2 separate regions of the Homo sapiens genome follow, and region 1 is linked to region 2. The links are chromatin loops, found by intact Hi-C in ENCODE. Cell type or tissue: heart right ventricle. All regions are shown on one strand. Each heading gives the region's core, and the rest is flanking DNA. Links, peaks and the distances in the headings are about the cores only. Region 1 overlaps LOC349160 (a long non-coding RNA gene). Region 2 overlaps CHRM2 (cholinergic receptor muscarinic 2).

What was found. Peaks named below come from ENCODE experiments on the same cell type or tissue, not always from the same donor. Only the 100,000 strongest peaks of a DNase experiment are listed, where the experiment ranks them.
Region 1: it touches region 2 in a loop (2.6-fold over the local background); 4 of 110 quality-filtered maps call a loop at or near these places.

The regions. Positions count from the first base shown.
Region 1 is chr7:137,141,489-137,149,838 of GRCh38, reverse strand. The region is part of intron 1 of LOC349160 (a long non-coding RNA gene); the gene reads left to right. Among named protein-coding and RNA genes, the nearest start is that of PTN, 200 kb to the left of the region's middle. In heart right ventricle, for the core only: no CTCF peak of the experiment used is centred there; no DNase peak of the experiment used is centred there.
Region 2 is chr7:136,881,763-136,890,112 of GRCh38, reverse strand. All of the region lies in intron 2 of CHRM2 (cholinergic receptor muscarinic 2), which reads right to left. Among named protein-coding and RNA genes, the nearest start is that of MIR490, 17 kb to the left of the region's middle. In heart right ventricle, for the core only: no CTCF peak of the experiment used is centred there; no DNase peak of the experiment used is centred there; H3K27ac peaks cover 4,359 bases.

The DNA of each region.
Region 1 (8,350 bases), core at 315-8,314, 260 kb before region 2:
GGCTGAGGCAGGAGAATGGCGTGAACCCGGGAGGCGGAGCTTGCAGTGAGCCGAGATTGCGCCACTGCACTCCAGCCTGGGGGACAGAGCAAGACTCCGTCTCAAAAAAAAAAAAAAAAAAGAATTGTCCTTTGTCATCCTTTTTGTGAATGCCACTTTAATTTAGTTAGAAGAAATTTGTTCGTTGCAGCACCAAAGGGTTCTAACTATTGCATAGAGTACCTTTCTTGCTTGCTTTTTTTGTCTGTTTTTTTTTTTTTTAACTAAGACAATCTACTTGACAAAACAAACCATCATGAGAAGGAGGTTTTGACACTTTAAGCTTAGAATAAATTGAAGTGTGTCTATAAAAACATGAAATATTCTTTTTGAAAGTACCATATAAATGCTAGTGCCTATTGCTAATGAACAGAATTGAATGGTATTAAGAGAAAAGTTATTAAGCTTCAGTGATACTCCTTCATATTGTGTGTAACCACCACAGGTATTGCTTTCTTTTTTTAAGTCAATGATTTTGAGTTTCATTGTCTTTAAATAGTACTGGAGACTGCAAAATTCTAATTTTTGATGACTTCTTCTCCAGCATTTTTTATTCATGTTCAAACCTCCTGTTATAACATTACCTAGTGACAGAACTATTATGATTTCTAAGATTGTAGTTTATTTCATTTTATCTTGGTTTTGGTGCCTTAGTTTCCAAAGTAAATTATCTAAAAGACTTCACTCCAAGAAGTGTTACAGATGCTGTCATGCATTGTACTATGTGTCCATTTTGTTAGTTTCAAAGTCTGACTTCTCCTGACCTCATCCTAAGATTATGTGCTCTATTCCATTTACAGTCCCATAGTCCCATAACTGCTGGATGTAATGAGTATAATTCCAGCAATCTGGCAGTGCCACAGTAGAAAGCATTGATGGGTCTGAATTTGATTCATGAAGGCTCTAGAGACTGTTGTTTTGGCATTTTAAGATCAAAACACCTCTTAAGACAGATGATTCTTCCTTCTCTGAAATTGAGGGCAGAGTCTGGAATGGAATCAGTGAAGTTCAACATAAATGAAATGTAACACATTTTAATTAATAGTATTACCAGGCAAACTTTTTAAAGAGAGTAGCAAGACAAGTTCATAGAGCAATGCATTTTCCTTGTGTCTTTTTATCAAGTGTCGACCTCTGTGGTAGTGAGAATTCTAAAATGCACCCTAAATTCTCATCTGAACATACATGCCAGGTATAATCTTCTCGGTTTCACTGTTGTTGGGACCAATGAACATAACAGGATACCAGGTCATTGATTAGGCTATTAATCAGTTGGCTTTGAGCTAATCAAAAGGGAGATTGTCCTGGGTGGGCCTAACCTGATCAGGTAACCCTTTTAAAAGAAGGTCACACACTGGAATCTCTCTCCCACTCCTTTGGAAGAAAACAAATGTGGTGAACTGCCTCTGGTGAGCTCCATTTGGCTAAGACCTGAGGCAGCTTCTAGGACCTGAGGGCACTCCTTGGCTGACAGCAAGAAAACAGGGCTTCCGTCCTACAGCCACAAGAAATTGAATTCTGCCAGCAACATACCTGAGTTGGAAGAGCACCTTGAACTCCAGATGAAAATGCAGTCCTACCAACATGTCGATTTCAACCTTGTGAGGCCTTGAGCAGGGGACTCAGTTATGTGTGCCCTGCCTTCTGACCTACCAAAACTGTAAGATAATAGATGGGTGTTGTTATAAGCCAGTGAGTTTGGGCTAACTTTTTACACAGCAAGAGAAAACTAATGCAACCACTCTTCAGAAGTGGTCATTACAGACAAGGATATGTTGGTGTAAACTCAGGTTTCCTCAGGAAACAATATGTAGGGGCCCTTCAGAGAGAATCCACGGGAAGCCAATTCAGTGGAGTGGAACACAGCTTGTTAAGGATGCCCTGAGGAATTTGAACACAGATGCATTCTCTAGTTTGGCAAGGTGAGTCTCCCCTGAAGTGGAGCTTCTCATGCACGCAAAACTGGGAGAGGAACCATTTTCTTCCCACAATTTCTTGTGGGCTGCTCCTTTTGTAAAATACAATAAACATAAATGAATACAAAATATAAAACTTTTTTAAAAGGACATTCAAAATATAAACTCCAATTTTTTGTCATTCAACAGATACAGATTTACTCTGTGAAGTTGCCATGCCACATTCCAAATGCTTACTCTCCATGTTGGCACTTATCTCCTTTGAGACCAGTTACGAACAGCAGACCAACCCAATATGTGAATCGCATTCTAAGGAGCACTGCTTGGAGAGGCACCAAATTCCACCAATGCCCTCTCTGCTTCTATGCGTGGAATGTACATCTAGCATTCAGCAAAGATAACTTGCTATGTTCAGAGAGGACCATGCCTAATTATAGGTATTTTCTATTTTGGAGCTAGCTGGTCATTTTTTAGTTCAGTGTAGATACTCCCCACACTTGCAATCAAAAATATAAATGGTAGCTCCAACTCCACTTTTTAATAGCCATGTGATCCTATAAAGTTATTTATGCTTCCCAAACCTCCTTTTTTTCTTCTTTGTAAAATGGCAATAATATCAGTAACATATCTCTTATGGTTGTGAAGATTAATGAGGTAGCAGGTATGCATGTGTTTTGTAAGCTGTTAAGCACTTTATACATGCATGAATTAATAGTATTTCTATTCTTAGAGTTTCCCTCAATAACTCATTCCAGCATGCTCTGCACAGAGGTTGGGAAATGAGAAAAATCTGGCCATGCGCTCTAAACAACTTGATTTTACTAACAATTTCTGGGAATCACTGAGAACCGTGTGTGTGTAAATGGCAGATACTGAAAAGATCTCTTTGTTACATTAATAACAGGCTCCTCCGAAACTCTTGTTTATGTGTAGAATGTTTCTAATTAATAACATAAGCAGGAGTAATGGTCATTGAATTCCATCCTCTAATCATGGCCTCCATTCTGCAGCTATTCTCACGGGTATGTGAGGCAGGCAGTATTTGTATTCAAAGAACATCTGCAATACTCTGTCTAGTACCATCAGCAGGCATTGTGGCATCTTAACATTACAACTTCTAGAAATGGAACAGGGAGAGGAAGACAGCCACATCAGGCTTACAACAGGAATCCCAGCTCTGCCCGTCAGTAACAGGAATTTGCGTGGTCAGATTGCTCCGACAATGCATTCGTTTTAGACATAAATACAAAAACCATTTTAGATTATTACTCATAAGGTTAAAATTCTTCTCTGTGGTTACCTTCAACTTTTTACCTTTAAAAGAATCACTTTAAAGTAGATTTATTACATGATAGTCTGGTTTCACTTAGAGAATTAAAAGGCAGAGACAATATTATAACGTCTTAGCTGGTTTTTTTTTTTTTTTGCCACTGGATAGAAATTGAATTATGTCTTCAAATATATTTTCCAGTTTACTATCCCATTGCCTATTTCTTTTAATCTTTATGAGTGAACCTACAAAAACAAAATCCCTCAGAGAGGAGGCAAATCCCTGTGGCTAACACTCCATGAGTCACTTTGAATATTTGTTATGACCTCAGTATCATACTATATCCATGCCTTCTGTATTATCTAAACCTTGTCTTACAGAGTCATTAAGAAAATTGAGTATGTTTTGAGTGTGGGGGAGGCCTAGAAATAATATAATTTGTTTAATGAGAGAGAACATTCCTTAGACACAGTGGCTGCAATTTGTGAGACCTACAATTCATTAAACAGTCCAAGTGGGCACATTCTTGTGCAAAGACCAACGGAATGTTTCTTATTGGTCAGGACAGCTGAATTTCTGCTGCTGATAGTGACATCTTCCAGAATATATCTGCAAGGAAATGTCCTTCTAAATTACAACCTAGTAGCCAGTAAGTTCTGTAGTAAGACTAAATATAAACAGAATTCAGGAAAATGGTGAAATAGGAAAAAAATATTAATGATAAGAAAAAAGTGAGAGATGAAATTTTAAGGGTAAATTTCTGTGTATATTGTGTAGTGAGTGGGAAGAACGAAGAACCCAGAGATTCTCTAGATTCTCTCAGCTTCTCTGAACTCTATGTAGCTTTCTCAAATCAGAACTTCTCTTCCTGACCTAACTCAAATTATTTTATTTTGCTTAGAATTTCATTTCATTCAAGTGATAACTCTATTAAGAACAAATGGGACAATGATGACTAGAGATACAGTTCAACAAGCCCAGTTGGACAAGAGCTCTTAACTCTGTTGCCTAAAATACATTCATTGGAATCCTGGAATACTCTTTAAACACTATTGCTGTATTAATAATGATATTATAATCCAAGACATACTTCTAGCAAGCACTTTCTGTAAGTCTTAGAAAAGTCTTCTAAACAATACGTCTTGTCAATATGTGATTGCTGCTACTGTGAAATAAAGACTGGGCAGAGTGAGAAGCCAAGGATATGCAAAATTATAGCCACATTCTTATGTAGGCTACAACTCTAGTCTGCTATCCATGGAGCTGAATCACGGGATGAGAAAGGAGAAACCAGTAACAGGGCTTTTCAAGGTGATACCAAGAACACATCAAAATGGTAAGAAAAGCCAAAGCATAGATAGAAACAAGAATTTCAAGTAAGAAAGCTCTCTGGGGCTGGGCGTGATGGCTCACGGCTCTAATCCCAGCACTTTGGGAGGCCAAGGAGAGTGGATCACTTGAGGTCAGAAGTTCAAGACCATCTTGGCCAACATGGTGAAACCCTGTCTCTACTAAAAAAAAAAAAAAAAAAAAAAAAAATTAGCTGGCCATGGCGGCACATGCCTATAATCCCAGCTACTCAGGAGGCTACAAGAATCACTTGAACTGGGAAGGCAGAGGCTGCAGTGAGCTGAAATCGTGCCACTGTCCTCCAGCGTGGGTGACAGAGTGAGACTCTGTCTAAAAAAAAAAAAGGAAAGAAAGAAAAAAAAGAGAAAGAGAGAAAGATATCTGGTTTAGACGTAAATACCTTGAGAATTCAGCTAAAAATGTTATTTTAATTAAACTGTTCATTCTGATTCTCCTCCCTTCATTGCATCAATCTGTTTTCTGGTCCAAAGTATTGCAGGGCCAGAAGAGCAAGGCCTATGTGAGCACGGGCATATCAGAGGATCATTTGATTAAAGTTAGTGATTGTAGACAGAAACTTGGGGGTAATTATCTGCAAATAGATGCTTTGATCCAGACATACTTTTTCAAGTTTAAACCTTGTGAATGCTTCCTATTTCATTTTTGTTTTGATTCTGAAGATCCCAGTAATTCGCTGATGTATTAGTCCCAAATTCCTCTACCTTTGTTGACATTGCTCTCAAGTCTCTGACTCTTGGTTTGCAGTTATCTGCAACCCTTAATTGTCAGTTTTGTTCTGACCCTGGTTTTCTATCACCTGCTCTAATTTTCTTGTTTTTATTTTTTTGGTAGGCTGGGACTACATTCTTGACTCTTTTCATCTATGTTGCATTAAGAAGCCCAAATAGCTTCAGCTCTTTATGCTAACCTCTCTCTATTGTCTTACCTGGAACTGTATAAAAATATCAATAGCTTCTGCCAGCTTTTAGTTTCAGCAAGACTTCAGGTTCTGCCTGGGGACACTATAATGTAATAATAATAAGATATTCTTGTTAATAATTTTGGTGAGGCAGTGTAAATAAAGTGTATAAAACTCTCCAGGGGAAAAGCAAATTGTAATAACCCGGGGCATTTGTTTATTAAGTGGAAGAAATAAAATAATTAGGAGGAAAGATTTGACACATAAGTAGAAATGGGTTGTTATAATATTTTTGATACATAAAATTTATATCATTGTTAAAGGTCTGAAAACAAAATATGATGAATTGTTGGCAGGAAGATATCACTGAAGAAAATAGATTACAACACTTGGGAATAAGTTACATAGACACCATTTTTCTTGATGAAAGGAATAATTTGTCATGATTTGTGTTTTAAAATGGAGTAGTTTGTGTGTGGAGGAGGGGGTGAGAAGCCCCTTTCAATAAAAATTTATAGGTGATGTTCTGATAATGATTAGTAGCGTGCAAGGTAAAATAACATTCTACATGAGAGATTTTATAATGTAACTTTTCACCAGATTCACTGAAATATCATTTATATAAAACAAAATTTACTGATTTTAAGCACGCAGTTAGATGGATTTTGTAATGGAATACAGGCCTGTAATCAGATCCAAAGTCATTACGTAGAACTATTACTTGTAAGTTTTTCACACATGCCCTTTATTAAGTTACAGAAGTTCTCTTCTAATTCTAGTTTGCTGAAAGTTTAAAATTTTATTTTTAATTTTTTTCTGGGTACTCAGTAGCTTTATATATTTATGGAGTACATGAGATATTTTGGTAGAGGCATGCAATGTATAATAATCACATCATGGAAAACTGGCTATCCATCCCCTCAAGCATTTATCCTTTGTGTTACAAACAATCCAATTATACTCTTAGTTATTTTTAATGTACAATTAAATTATTACTTAATTTAATATGTTGTGTTATCAAATACTTAAGAAATGGATGTTGATTTGGTAGGCAGAGGCAGGAGGATAGTGTGAGCCCCAGAAGTTGAGACTTCAGTGAGCCGTGTTCATACTACTGCACTCCAGCCTGGGTGACAGAGTGAGACACTCTCTCAAAATAAACAACAACAACAACAACAACAACAAAAAAGAAATGGAAGTTGAATTTGGTCAAAAGTATTTCTGCATGGAAATTATTATATGTAACTTGGTTTTTTGTTTGTTTTTTTTGGCTTATTAATATGGTGATTTGCATTGACAGATCCTCTGATAAACCAGTATTGCATTCCCAGGATAAATTCCACTTGATCATGATGTATTGTCTTTTTAAAAATATGTCATTGAGCTCAATTTTCTCTAAGTTTCTTTAGATTTTTAGTATTTACACTCATGAGGGATATTGGTCTGTGCTTTTCCTGTAATATCTTAAACTAGTTTTAGAATCAGGGTAATGTTATTTTTATAGAATGAGTTGGAAAGTGATATGAATTGAACTTTTGTGTTCTCACAAAATTTATTTGTTTAAGTCCTAACTCCCAGTGTGATGGTGTTTAGAGATGGGGCTGTAGGGAGGTAATTAAGGTCAGAGTGAGGTCAGAAGGATTAGAACCCTCATGATAGGATTAGTGCCCTTATAAGAAAACACATGGGGGAATTTGCTTTCTTTCTTTCCCTTCCTCTCTGTGTGTCCAGAGGTCTTGTGGGCACACAGAGATGGCAACTACTTATGACTCAAGAGTACTCAGAATGAATCTTATATTACTCACATCTTAACCTTAGGCTATCTAGCCTTCAGAACTCTGAGAAATAAATTTCTGTTGTTTAAGCCATGCAGTCTTGGTATTTTATATGGCAATCAAAGCAGACTAAGGCAGGAAGCATTTCTTTCATTTAAATTTTCTTCAAGAGTTGGTGTATAATGGGTATTATTTATTTGAAATGTTTGGTTTTCTTCTCCAGTGAAGCTATCTGTATCTGGAGTTTTTCTTGTGAGAAGTTTTTTTTTTTTCCTACAAATCTAACTTAATAAATTGATATCAATATATTAACATTATTTATGTATTCAGTTATCAGTGAGCACTTATACTTTGTGACTTTCAAGAAATTTATTTGTTCATTTTATCTAGGTAACTGAATGTATGGTGTTAAGACTATAAAAATATATTTTCTTATCATTCTTTTAATGTCTGTAGACTCTTCAATGATGTCACTTCTAATTCATGATATTTCTAACTTATGTTTTCTCCCATTTTTTCCCTAGTAAGTATGACTGAATGTTTATCACATTTATTACTCATTCTAAGAACGAATTTTTGGCTTCATTTATTTTTTCTTTTGTCTTTTCTATTTTATTGATTGTCACTCCAGTACTTACTCTTTCCTTTCTACCACAAATTCGAGCTCTTCTTTTTCTAGTTTCTTAAAATAAAGGTGAAGTCATTAATTTGGTACCTTTATAGTATTTAATGCCCTAAATTCTCCTCTTATTAATAAGTACTGCTTTAGTGGCATCTTATAAATTTTGGTACATTGTATTTTAATTTTTATTTTGGTAAATATTTTTGACCCACTCTCAATTTCTTCTTTTATCTATGAATTATTTAGTTTCCAAAATTTGAGGATTTTTTAAATATTTGACTGTTATTGATTTCTAATTTAATTTTCTTGTTATCAGATGTCATTGTATACATTAACCCTTTAAACTTTATGGATAGAATATAGTCCATCTTTGTAAATGTTCTCTGTGCTTTCAGAAAGAATGTGTATTCTTCCGTTTCTGGTTCTGTGTGTTTTATAACTCAATTAGGTTAAGTCAGT
Region 2 (8,350 bases), core at 122-8,121:
GATAATTTGGCAATAACCTTGACATAGGATCCCAGGTTAGAAAAAAATATATGTAGGATAATTAATTGTAAAGTTCATGCTGGAGATGGATAGAAAATAATAACAGCTGAATGTGGTAAGGTGTGCTATAGCAGGGAGAAGTCTATTCCTCCCTGGAAAATCCTAGTCAACAGAGGAGGCAGCTGAGGTCGCCTGTCTGTGCTTTATATTTGTGAAATATCTCTGAGTCCAACAGGAATAACTAAGTCTAACGAATTTAAACATAATTTTAAAATATACTCAACATAGAGAAAAAAACAACATTCCCGCAACAGTCCGCAATAGCTAAACAAACCAAATGAATAGAGTTGGAGGTTCTATCTGAATCTAAATCATTGCAAATAGTGATTATCATTTTAGTACACCGCATATGTATAGCATTTATGTGTTTACAAAATGTTTCCAAATTTATTTCTTTTTATTCTTGAGTAATTTTTCAAAGTAATTGCAGGCATTGGTATTACACATTTTAGAAATGAAGAAACCTCAGGATTGGGTTATGTCCTGAGAATCACCCTTTGTGGAAAGGTGTGGTGCATCTGAGTTGGAAAAGTTGATTTGTGTCCTGGTTCTGTCTTATACTTTCAGTTAAGATTGGGAAACCCTTAAATACTTTTGTTCCTCATTTGGATATCAGTAATAATGCCCACCTCACCCAGATTGTAGAGGGATCAATAGATGAAAAAAATGTGAAAGCAGTAAATGTTAACCAGTATAAAGGGATTGTTCTCTTCCTTAGCTCAAGAGGAGCTCAAAGTCAAATGACCCTTACATAAGAAGTGGTTCCCCCAGTGCTCTTAGAGCCACTCACCAAGCACCAGCCATCCAGTGAAGGCTGAGCAAGCAACCTCACAATGCCAGCCCTTCTCTCAGAAATCACCTATCCACCAATACTGAATTTTGCACCAACACTCAAGAACAATAATTCTGGAAGAAATGGAGACAGTACAAATTGAGCTACATGATTGATAGAAAAGTTCTTTTTTGAAATGGTAATTACTTTTTTTTTTTTTTTTTTTTTTTTTTGAGATGTAGTCTCGCTCTGTCGCCCAGGCTGGAGTGCAGTGGCGCGATCTCGGCTCACTGCAAGCTCCGCCTCCCGGGTTCATGCCATTCTCCTGCCTCAGCCTCCCAAGAAGCTGGGACTACAGGTGCCCGCCACCACGCCCGGCTAATTTTTTTGTATTTTTTAGTAGAGAAGGGGTTTCACCGTGTTAGCCAGGATGGTCTCGATCTCCTGACTTCGTGATCCGCCTGCCTTGGCCTCCCAAAGTGCTGGGATTACAGGCGTGATTGAATTGGTAATTACTTTTAATTGGAACAAGCACGCCAATATTCTTTTTGCAGTTCCTGACTCGTTTTATTAACAAGAATAACTCTTCTTAGGGTTTCCCACTGAAAGACATAAAATAGATCATCCTCCATGTTAAATTAAGGGGAATCATGAGGCACAGGGCTCATCAACACACAGCCTGAGCTGAAAATGCCAATCCCTCATTTCTTAAACTCACTCCCCACCACAGAGACCTTTTGCCCAACAGGGTGAATGCTGATGATTGGTGTGACTTGAAAAATGTTATTCCTATTCACATATGTAATTCCTTTCTGAAAACCTGCTAAAATATTTCTCGCTGAATTCTCACAGCTTCCAACAACAACAGGTCAACTGCTTCCCATAGGCTGAAGCAAGGATTAAATCAGAAAGGTGCTTAGAAGTATGGTATCTCTCCTTTCCCCAGCGCAGCAATGGGCAGGGACATGTACGTTTAGCAGACATCACAGGGAAGAGGGGAATTTGGCTCCTATCTATTTTAAGACAATAAGGCCTTTCTTAGGTTTCATGATAGGGGTCCATGGACTAAGCTACGACTCGATGGGCATGGCAGCTCCCAGGTAAAATTCTCCTGCTTAAATATTGCAGGGCAAAGTAACACATCTGGCAGAGCCAGGGGAAAGAAGCAAAAAGAATGGGAATTGTTAATTCAGCCCTGAGGAAAGTGGAGTCTGTCAGGAAATCCCAGAGAGCTCCCCTCAGGGCTCACAGGAGAAAGCTGATGTTCAACCCTCAGGATTTGAAAATCCTAGAGAGAGTTTTCCTCCAGTTCTGCCTTCCCAAAGATTCCCGAGCTGAGGTTTTCTCGGTAATCAAAGGTAGCCATCAAAGTGCCTCCCAGGAGAGAGAACTTTTTCTCTTCACATCTGTTTCTTCAAATGTAAAATGGGGACACATTTGATCACAAGACATTTTCAAGTAAAATTTAAAAAATATATAAAACCCTAAGTTTCCCAAAAGGGGGAACTGCTTCACAGAGATCCAGCAGCAGAAATTTCTTTATCTCCTTTTCTGAGAGAACGCTTGGTTTCCTTAGGAGGGAGATGGAATAATTCTTCTGAGGCATGGTCAGTGAGGTTTTGAGTTTCACAATGAATTATCTGTTCTTTGAGGGTGAGTTGATTCAAGAGACAAGTTTAGACTCATCACTCTTAACTCACTTCTCTGGAGAATTAATTGTGGGTGAGGTGCCAGTTAACTTTTGTCAGACACTCAGGGTATTTCAGGCAATGGCACAGTGAGATTTCATCCTTATCACTGTAAGGAAGGATGAAAAACCCAAGAGTATAAGAGTTGGGCCATCTGGATTCTCATTCAAGCTGTGTCACCTTGGACAAGTCACCAGAGATTGACAATTCTAAATTTCCTCAATGTGTTGTTACTATCCTGTGGGATTTTTTTTTTGTGAAAAGCGAATAAGGTGATGGATACATTAATCCTTTGCAAATTGTAAAGGTTTTTTAAGCAAAGCATTTTTAAAATACATTTTATTGTGTATATTTAAGATATACAACATGATGTTATAAGATATATACATATAATAAAATGGTTAGTATAGTAGAATAAATTAACATAGCCATCATCTCACAGAGTTATGCAGTCTCACTGCCCCTATGGCAAGAGCAGCTATAATCTACTCATAAAAAGCCTGAATACAATACACTGTTAATAACCATAGTCCTCATGCTGTACATTAGATCTTTTGACTTGTTCAACTACATATTTGCTACATTGTATCCTTTGGCCTACATCTTACAGAAAGATGAAGTGGTGGACATACATTCTGAAACCCCAACTGAGACACCTAATCCACTAGGTATGTTTGAGGCATGATGGGCTATAGAATTATTATTTTCTTTTTTCTTTTTGAGACAGGGTCTCACTCTGTTGCTCAGGGTAGTGTGCAGTGGTGCAATCACAGCTCACTGCAGCCTCGACCTGCTGGGGGCTCAAATGATCCTCCCCCTCAGCCTCCCAGGTAGCTAGGACTACAAGTGTGCACCACCACACCTGGCTAGATTTTTTTTTTGTATTTTTTGTAGAGAAGAGTTTTCCTATGTTGCCCAGACTGGTCTTGAACTCCTGGGCTTAAATACTCCACCTGCCTTGGCCTCCCAAAGTGCTGGGATTACAGACATGAGCCACTGTGCCTGGCTCAGAATTTTTCAATTAGAACCGCTACATAAAATCAAGTTTCCTAAATCCATACCAGATGATGTCCAGGCACTGTGTTTCACACACCTTGCCTTAGATCGACAAGAAATTACACTTTGAAGTACACTAGTGGCAAGAATCTGAGTCTTCTTCTCAAAGAGGAGTCAGAAAGCAATGGTGTAAATTTTTGGCTTCTTTCAGTGCTTTGGGTACTTGCTTTACTGTACACATATGAATGAGCCTACTGTTTACCCAAAGCCCAGACCATTTGAAGTTATGAATGGGGAGAAGTCACATAAAACTAGAGAACTATCACTCGGTGTTTTCATGGACCCACTTCCTTACCACAAGGTACTATGATTTTGGCAGACATCATAAGCTAGATGTTGCCATTTGACCAATCTAACAATCTACCTGTGATTCTACCCAGATTTTTTACTACCTTTTTAGGTAAATGTCAAATGAAATAGGATGGTGTAGGGCATATGATTTAAACATAAAATGTTTCCCTTCGATGACAGATTTTGCTCATGCTAGCCAACAGGATAGGTATAGACCTTTGGATGCCATACTGACTCTTTCATAGTCTGGCCTAATCTATGTTTCAGCCTTCCTTTCCATTTCCCCAAAACCACCCTAGGCTGTAGCTACTGAGAATAACGTACGGGACTCTGAATGTTCCATTCCTATGTGTTGGTACATGCTCTACCCTCTTCTGCTAAGTTCTTCCTCTTCCCCCCTCAATCCAGTAAGACCCCATTGACTCTCTAGTGCTTTATTAAACCAAGATCCAGCTGGGTTAGTCTAATTTTTCCCTGTGATTCAAGGAGTTTTAATGTCTCTGATTTATCACCTGTGTATTGTATATCATTGTTTTTTCCTCATCTAATCTCTCAGGACAGACTGTAAAGGCTAGAATTATGATGAATCACCTTTGTATCCTAGATGTCTAGTATAGTACCTGTATGTAACTAAGTCTGCAGAAATAAATGTTGAAGAATAAATAAATAACCATTTCTAGTGCATTAATATCTGTCACTTATAAAGCACTTACACGATCTTGGTATACAACTGACTGAATACTGCAGGGGGACAGAAATGTAAGTTTAAAAAGCAGAATAATAAGATGAAAATGTTACTGATATGAATGATGGATATTTCTCAGTTTTAAATATGGACAATGTCCTCTTTATGTGGCTATACAGATGATACCCCTGAAATTTAAATTACTTTTTAGGAGATGGAGTTGAAGGGAGTATGTGAGACCTGCTCACTTTTGCAAGCAAGCTATTCTCCAACTCTCTTTGGAATCTTTGGGGTTGTCACAGACCAGGAAACGAGGAAATTTTTGACTTCCTATTTGTTTCTCTCTTTGGTCCATTGCTAAGGAGGGATGATAAACTGTCACAGAATTGCCATCCCTGTCCAAATTATTTTTCCTTTGGGTCTCTATGAAGATGAATAAAACATTTTCTAAAAAGATTGAAGCAAGTTAGCTTTCAGCTTTATCAAATACAGTTTCTCTTACAAAGTTTCATCTGTCTTCTGATGGATTACTGGTACCAACTAGTAGCATCAGCTCATCTGTAAGCTTGGGGAGCTCACACCAGGAAAGACACAAAACCAACAACCAAACAAACAGAAAAACTGATTTTCTGTGATTCATTAAAATGTTTTCATTGTAAGTTTTGATCTTCACTGAGTGTGGAATTCTCTTAGGAAGTAAAGATGAGCTGCTTTATTGTCTGGCAAAATATCTGTTTGATTTTGCCACTGAGTAGCCCCTAAAGAGAATACAGTATTTACAAACAAGGCTTCTGGCATGTTCTCCTATACTTCCCTGTCCTCTCACAGTTCCAAACGCCTCTTAAAATAGCTTTGCAAGTGCCTTCCCAACATTCCCCAGGAGGACATCACATTCCCAGTGTAAGTGACAGTGGTCTGGGAGCACATTCTATCACCTAATTGTGAATTTCTCTGGACTATGAAATGCTCAGTGTCTCAGAAAACACCAGTTCCTCAACTCACCACCAATTGCTTCTCCTCTCCACTTTCCCCTGATAAAAAAACAAAGCAAAAAAGACAACCAAAAAAAAAAAAAGGCATTTCATTTTGAAAACATTTGTGGCAAAGCTGATTACATTTATGGTTATCAAGCCTTTAGGATGAAGTAATCTGCTATTTGGAAGAAAAACACTTTGACAGAATTAGGAGAGATGACATCAAAATACAGCTTTCTAATTTGTCTTTTTTTCTTACTCTAAAGACATTGCACAGACAATTTTTGCAAATTTGGCACTCAACGTGACAACAGTTTCCTAATGACCTTATGAATTGGGGAAGCAAAAGAAAGAAGCAGATTTTGATGTCGTTTTATAAAAGAGTTCATCCATCATACTTTCTTCAGCTTTTGAAGTTGTCATACATCTCCAGGGAACAAACTCATTGTGTAATTAATTTTTAACTATTCTCAATCATGTAAAGTTGCAAGATTAAGTTGATATATTTTTATGAGCATCACCATTATTTTTTAAAAATACATTACTCCAAGTAGATACTGCAATGATTAATGAAAACCCTAATCATTTACAGGCAATTCAGTAGGAAAAATGACTAGATTATATTTCCAGAATATCTGGAAAGCAAGAAAGTAGATGCTTTCAAGATTAGAGTAACTCATTGAACCAGGACTGATTCTCAGCAGGGACCCAAAGAACAATACAATGGCCAACACATGTTCTGATAGGTTGGCGTCATTTCATACCTGTCATTAAAGTTTTGACAGTCGCTCATGTTTGAATCCAGCCTTTCCAACAAAATCTTACCACTAAATTGTAAGATCCCTTTGTAAAACATCAGGGAAACAGAAGAGGAGAGGTGAAAAACAGAATCAAAAGTCCCACACAAACCAGAAAGAATAACAAAGAAAGAGTTTTTATAGCCTCATATCTTTCTTAGAAGGAATACAAGTCTAAGATTGAAAATAATCATGTGGAACCTTCCATAGAAGTATTCATTGTAGGTTGATGAAACTGATAATGGGTTGTCAAGGTGTTCAGACTCAAAGTCTTGTTTCTGTCACCTCTGATCACTGTCACCCACATAATAAGCTACGACTGTTTTTACCCTTAGTAAGTCTCCTCACTATAAAATAAAGGCATCAGACTAGATGATGTTGGACACCCCACTAAATCTTTAAATTCATGAAGGTGAAGATATTAAGGGTAAACTAACAATGACACAACTGTCTCCAAACTGAATATACTTATCCACTACTTTGTACTGCCTGAAACTGTAGTACCCTTTGGGAGACACCGGAGGCTGAAGACAGGGAAAGATGCCAAAACCTTCTCTTTCTAAGCTCCCTAGAAGGTGGTAAAAACAAGTGGAAGATCCCCACTGCTAGGGAGCTTAGGTCCACTGTAACTGTTAAGGCAGAAGTAGTGCTATTAGGAGGGAACGCTAAGCCCTACGTAAGAGAGCAGATGAAAGTGGGCACCTAAGTGTAGTACTTCTCCTTCCTCTTTTGAGTAAGGCTAAGGCTATTGCATGGCAAATTATCCAGAATGTTACTTAGTTTCATGAGGTATATTATTCTTCATCTTTGTTCATTTATCTTTTACATTGGGTCAAGTAAAAAGAGGAAACTGTACTAAATCCATCCCTAATATGGAAAAAATATACTGTTTAAATCATATGCAATGTTTAGCTGGCTAAAATTTCTTTTAACATATATAATATGCATAAACAAAAAAGTCTGGTCTCTTTAAAAGTTCATGTGTTTCAGATTAATTAGATTCAGCTTAAACAAAATAATATTACTATATACCTATAAGCATGGCCTAGAGGAAATTTTGCTCAGGCTTAGATAAAATATTGGTTTCGAAAGTGGAAACATTTATCAGAAAGGAAGTTTTATTTTCAAAGAAAAATTTTACCTAGAAAGAGTTTCTTTGAGCTATTTCAGAAAGGAATAACTCAGTATTATGAAACCAACAGAAGAAGCAGATTGGGGTAGTAGGAAACTTGGAACTCTTAGCAGACTACTAGCATAAAGTATCATTAAATAAACATTTATTGAGCTCTGCTATGTGCCAAGAATAGAGGCAGGCATCAAATTAAATGCTGAGAAGAAGGAGGGGGAAGGAGGAGGAGAAAGGAAGAGGAGAAGGAAGGTGAAGAGGGGGAGGAGGAGAAAGGGGAGAAGAAAGGGGAGGAGGAGGAAAGGAGGGAATACAAGTCCCATCCTTATGGAGCAGGTTTCTTTTAATGAAACCGGAGAATATCAAAAGAATTTTGTTGTATAAAGGAGTTGAATATAACGTATGAGTGTAAGAAAAACAGTAGGTCCATGTGAAGAGGTTAAATTGTCAAGTTAAATAAGTGGGTTCCATTAGCTTCCGTGTGTAAAGCCGGTGTCTAAATAGCTGGAGGGACTAGACCAATATTCAAACAGTATCAGTTTCCTAAAGGCAGAGGATAGAGAAAACACCTCAGAGGAGTACTAAATAACCTCTTAGGACTTCCCTTACTTCTCAAATAGGAACAAGAATACTCTGTCTGCTATTGGTAAAACAAAAAAGATTTATGGTGTTTCATTTAAAGGTTATTTAGGGGTCAGTATGGTCTTGTATAAAATGGTCTTTCAACTAGGTTTTCAGTTTTTTAACTTAGCTTCGTCATGGCCATGGCTGCTGAAGATTGGAAGATGATGTGAGAAAGAGAAGTGGAAAGTAAACAGCCCTGTGATATTTTTTCCTCTCCTCTTCTTGAATTTACACACTCAGAGAAATGGAAGACTTGTCCAAACTTGGTAAACAAACC